2 separate regions of the Homo sapiens genome follow, and region 1 is linked to region 2. The links are chromatin contacts, found by Hi-C in ENCODE. All regions are on one chromosome and are shown on one strand. The core of a region is the stretch at or near the end of the contact, and the rest is flanking DNA. Distances in the headings are between cores, read along the strand shown.

Region 1 (2,700 bases), core at 9-2,508, 530 kb before region 2:
TCTGTTAGATGACAAACTGGACCCTAGAGTTAACATTCTAGTCTTTCCCCCGGTCTAAATACAAAACACAATATAGTTCTGTATCCAATCTGTTCAAAACTCCTAAACCAACTCTCAGTCTGAGATGGTCCTCGCGGGGTGATACCTGCCCCAAACACCCACACTCGGTGATTTCGAAAATACGTGCAGTAGCCTCGGCCACCTGCGGGTGGTACAAAGGGCGCCTTGAGGACCAGAGCTGGATGAAACGCCGGCTTACAAACCCCGCTCCGCCAGCACATTCAAGTCAAGGATCCAGCTCATTGTTTCCGAGGAGCGGAATGAATTGACCAGCCGAGCGCCGTTCTCCCAGTTAGAGCGTTCCCAAGCTTCCGGCTTCGGAACGGGGCTCACCGCGAGGACACAAAAGGGGCGAGCTCGGGCATCACTGCGGTTCCCCGCCGCCCGCCGAGGCCAGAACGCTCGCAGAGTCGCGGCCGCCCAGGTGTTACCGTTTACCCCGTGACGGAAGAGCCACAGGCTCTTGACTCCCCACCCCCTGAAAAGCGCATCTGCAGAACGGGGGCGCCCCCAAGCCCTGAGCGCCGCAGCAGCTCGGCCGCCGCCCCCACCGCGCGTCCCCGGGTCCTCGGGCTCCCGGCTTCGCTGCTGGGGAGCTGACCCAGCTGACTGGCTGTGGGGTCCCGTTCTGGGGCTGTCCTGCTGAGTCGGGGGTGGGGAAGCGGTGGCTACAACTCCCGGGTGCTCGCAGAAACTCCTCTGCGCGCTGATGTTGCAGCCGCTGGGGCGAGGGGCGGGAGCACCGGGAACTTGGGGGCGCGGAACCCCAAGCGGGGCGGCGGCGGGCAGCATCCCCGACCCGACTCCGACCCCCGAGACGCGGCGCCCCCCAGCGCCCTCCGTCCCCACCGCGCGGTGCCCCCGGCGCCCTCTGTCCCCACCGCTCGGCGCCCCCCAAGGCCCTCCGTCCCCACTGCGGAGGGGCGCGCAGGGGGCCGGCGGGGCCCGGGTACCACGCTCCGCCCGGCCCCACCTGCGGATGTGGGGCTCCCGCCGGAGGTCCCCGGGTCCCCCCTCCCATCCCTGGAAAAGTCCCCAGGGCGTCCGGGCCCGACCGGCGCTTACCCGGGGAGGGACGGCTTCGCATGCCCGGGCGGCGCTCGCAGGTCGGGCGGGGAGGGTGCGGGCTGCGCTGCGCCGGCTCGGGCTGCCGGAGCGCCCTGCAGCCGCCGTCGGGCTCGGGCTCGGGCTCAGGCTCGGGCTCCGACTTCCTCTTCCTCGGGCTCGGCCCCACTGCTCGGCCGCGCCCCGGCCCGCCCCTCCCCGCGCCCAGACGCCAGCTTCGGCGGCCGGAGCAGTGGATCGCTCGTCCCGCCTCCCCTCTGCCCTGAGGGTGAAAAAGGTGGAGAGGAGGGGGGCGAAGAGAAAGAGAAATTAGGCACTTGGCCTTGTCTCTGGAGCCTTGCCAAAGAGAACAGTCAAATTACAGCTTCGGGGGGAATAAAGTTTTTTTTTTTTTTAATTCTGCTACTGTTTTCGCAGACACATCACTTTTTTTCATTTTCCTAGCTCTTCAGGTTTAGCTTTCCTTTGGACGTAATAATTTCCTATGTGAGTCCTTTAAAATAATACCCAAAATCATGGTTTTAGTGAACATTCTAGTTTTACATAGAAGCTTTGCCGGTAATCAAGTGAAAAGAGGGGGAAGCCCGGTGTTCTTCAGGCGTCATTACCCTAATCACCTCGGTTAAAGCACCAAACGACCTTTGCCTAGAGAAAGTAAAAGTGGAAACGGAGGTAAAGAATAACCGGTGACAGCCAGAGAGATGTTTAAAGGCACCGGCTCTGCAGTAAAGTTATGACTCCAATCAAAGGTGCCTGCAGCGACAGTTAAAGGCATGTGAAGTCATTTCTTAACACTAATCTCCCGCCAAAGTCGGACGTATCAGGGTCGCCTGTGGACCCCCTTAGGTTTGGTGGTGGATTTGATTGCACTCTTAGTTGTTAACAGACCTTCAGCCTTACCACTTGCTAGCTGTGTGGCCTTGAGAGAACGCTTTAACCTCTCTGTGTTCTGTCTGTTTCCTCATCTGTAAAATGGAGATGATGATGATGATGATGATGATAGTGCCTACCTCATAGAGTTGCTGTATGTGATTTAAATAAGAGAATGTGCGTGAAGGGCTTAGGAGACTGTCTGGCACATGCTCTACAGCCTGAATAAATGTTAGCTATTCTTGTTGATTTTTGCCTTTTATCTGCTTTTATGCATATACATGATTATGGAAATTATCATAAAGACTGGGAACAAAACAAGGTTTGTGCAGTAAGGCTACACAGCATCACAGTTCTCTACCACGTGGAGTTTATGTTCTGTTTTATAATTTGAGTCTCCACAACTGACTTGTATTACCTAAAACTATGGGACTGGGTTATGCTTGGAATACATTTACCACGGTAGATTTGCAATGGGACTAAAACAGACATTTGCCATCTTCAAAGCATTGTTTCAGTTGGCCTTGCGATAACCTTGTGAGGTTGACAGGACAGGTGCTAGTCGCCTTTCACAGACAGGAAACTGAGCTTAATTAAGACCCTGCCCAGCTTCTGGAGCTCACACAAAATCATGCCTGTTACCCCATCTCTCTATGTTGTGATTTGTGTTAGAAGTGTGCAGTATGTTTGTGAAATAGTACCACA
Region 2 (2,700 bases), core at 122-2,621:
CAGCCCTGTACATGGGAGGCTCTTCTCACACACAGATCCTGGGACCCGCCAAGCTCTGCCCCTCCCAAATCTGAGAACTGCCCACCCTTGTGTGTCTGTTGTCCTCCAAACTACCCTCCACATGGCCCCTCCTGCACAGGGGCTCTAGTGCATCAGGCCAGAATCTTCTAGGCTCCTGTGTCCCTGCTCAGTCACAGAGGTGGCTGCCCTCCCATGACTCTGTCCTGAAGCAGAAACAGGCCCTGGGCTTTGTCCAGGCCTCCTCCTCTTTCCCACAGCCTCAGGACCCTCGGGATTGATGATCACCAGGTGCAGGTGATCCCAACATGAAGACTGTACGGAGTGGGAGGTCTGTGCCGATTTTTCTCATTCAATAGGGAATGGGCTGAGTGGCTGGGGCCTGAGTGGCACTCAAGATCTCTGTCCACTCCTCATCCCAGGCTAAAGCCCTCCCTTGCGGCCAAGGGCCACTGGGCCCATCACCTCCCTCTGGCTTCTGCCCACAGATCTAGATGTTTCCATGGTGACTGAGACGAGGATACACTCGGGTTGCCGCTTTGAGGATGGCTGCAGTCACCATCCAGGGACAGGGCAGAGATGCGCGTGCAGCCATGGATTTGCGTGTAGCTGGCCACAGATGGGTGTACAGCAAAGTGAGCCCCACGCATGCGTAGACCCTCCCTCGGCTTCTGCTCTCCATGGAAACACAATTGATCATTTGATCACTGATCACGGTAGGCCACTAGGGCTTTCTTTTCTTTCTTTTTTTTCCCAGAAGTCATAAAGGGATATAGAATATACTTTATTCTATATATATTCTATATATTCCTCATGCTTTTAGTGGAGAGGCAAAGAAGGTCTGCTCCGGACTGGGAAGCAGCTGCGCCCTGGACGGAGAGGGGCGGGGACTCCTTGGCGCAGGCTGAAGGAGGGCAGGTGTCGCTGGCGGAGGCAGTGACGGGGGGACACAGCCGCCACTGGATATCCCTGTGCAAGTTTCTTCGCTTTCCTGTGCATCAGTGCTTACATTGGGGTAATAATAAATGGTGTGTTAAAAAATTAAATGAGGCGGTCAAGAAGGAATCGTGTCCTGGCCCGCGCGGAGCCTGGGGTGGAGGGTAAGGGTTGGCCAGAGGGGGCCGCTGTCAGGCCACGAGCCCGGGGCGGGACGAAGCGGAGCCACAGCAGGCATAGGCTCCCCGGGTCCCAGCCTGGGGTGGGGCGGGGAAGGGCGGGACGGGGCGGGATAGGGCGGAGCATCCCTCCAAACGTGGGCAGGCGTAGGCTCCCCTGGATCCCGGGGCGGGACGGGACCGGACGGGGCCGAGCACACTCAATCACTAGCTGGCATGCGAGGGCCGAAGTGATTCATACGCTGGTCTCCACATCGACTGCGCCTTGTGTCCCGGGCGCTCCTGGTCTACAATGGCAGCGGCCGCCAGCCCCGCGATCCTTCCGCGCCTCGCGATTCTTCCGTACCTGCTATTCGACTGGTCCGGGACGGGGCGGGCCGGTGAGTTCGGGGATGGAGCCTAAGCGGGGCGGGGGCCAAACCTGGGGGGCTGTGGACTGCAGCGGGTTTCAGAGGAGGGAAGCCTTCTAGAAGGACCGGCGCGATCTCCCCGGACTGCCCCCACGCTCAGTTCCGATTCGCTGCTCTTTTTCGCCAGGTCCGCTTCCTGCGGCTGCTGCTTGCCCTGCAGAGCAGGAGGGGGGTCAAAGAAGGCGAAAAAAGAACCGCAGGAGGGTGGAGGGGCCAAAAAGCTGCAGAGGGCGAGGTGGGGAGGGGATCCCTGGTGCAACCCCGCAGCCCCACTCGTCCTCGGGAAGGAGAAACCAGAGCCCCCGGAACCCGAGCTGGGGTCAAGACATGGGTGACGCCAGCGTCATATAGAATAGTCACTAAGCAGACAGGAGTCAGCAAACCCTTTCTAGAAAGGAAAGGCTGAAGGCACTTTGGTCCTTGCTGGCCGTGAGTTCTCTGTCTCTGTGTCAAGTCCCGTCCCTTTGTAGAGCAACAGCAGGCAATGGCAACCTGCAAGTAAAAGAGAAACCTGAAATGGACCCTGTCCTAGGTTGCAGACTCCAGATGAGGGCACATGCTGTGTCCTGGCAATTGCTGCCCCATCCCCTAGGGTGTCATCTCTAAGTTGTGTAAGTTGAAGAGTCACAAGTGTGTCCTACCCTGCCTGTGGCTTCTGGGAGGTGTGGATGTGATGAATGTGAGGGGGAGTCCCATGGTTCGGGGCCTACTGCTCCCCTCCTTTGTTGCTGAGTAGCATTAACGGTCCCCAGGGGCCATTCAGGGACCCTCCCTGAAGCCTCAGGTGTGACCTGAGGGTGGGGGGGTGTAGCCATGTGGTGTCCTGGGGATCAGAGCCAACTGCTTGTGCAGCTTCTTGGTTCCCTGTGGCCCTGCTCCTGCCCATCCCAGGAGACCCACCTGTGTCTTCTCACTGTGGGGCCTATCTTCCTAATGACCTAAAGGGTGAGGAGCACACCCTGTGATGGGCAGCTCTGAGGCTGTGTGGTCACTGCCCTCCCATAGCTGGAGGCCCATCTCCACAGGGGCCCAGGACCACAGCAGGAGCCACTTTTAAATGAGGGGATTTCACTGCTGTGAGTGGCACAGCTTTGCTTCTGAGCACTAGGGGACCCTGTTGGATTCTGTGGTTGGGAATAGCCATGAAATCCACATAG

Evidence for each region. Hi-C counts contacts between places; a loop is a spot of excess contacts on that map. Pooled maps may share reads with other maps.
Region 1: a loop to region 2 is called in a pooled map, with 7 times the contacts of the local background. The contact joins the promoter of PLEKHG1 here to the promoter of ULBP3 in region 2. A Hi-C loop is called at or near these places in 9 of 50 pooled maps.

Annotation. Positions count from the first base shown.
Region 1 is chr6:150,598,443-150,601,142 of GRCh38, reverse strand. PLEKHG1 (pleckstrin homology and RhoGEF domain containing G1) reads right to left here and starts at 1,258. Exons shown (of 17, transcript NM_001029884.3): 1 at 1,126-1,258. RefSeq lists silencers at 581-750, 961-1,440, 1,236-1,530, 1,711-1,770.
Region 2 is chr6:150,067,792-150,070,491 of GRCh38, reverse strand. ULBP3 (UL16 binding protein 3) reads left to right here and starts at 1,371. Exons shown (of 5, transcript NM_024518.3): 1 at 1,371-1,513. The coding sequence starts at 1,426. It overlaps LOC124901428 (a long non-coding RNA gene), which reads left to right and starts at 219. Exons shown (of 2, transcript XR_007059809.1): 1 at 219-734; 2 at 842-1,064. RefSeq lists enhancers at 1-349, 1,547-1,626, 1,647-1,696.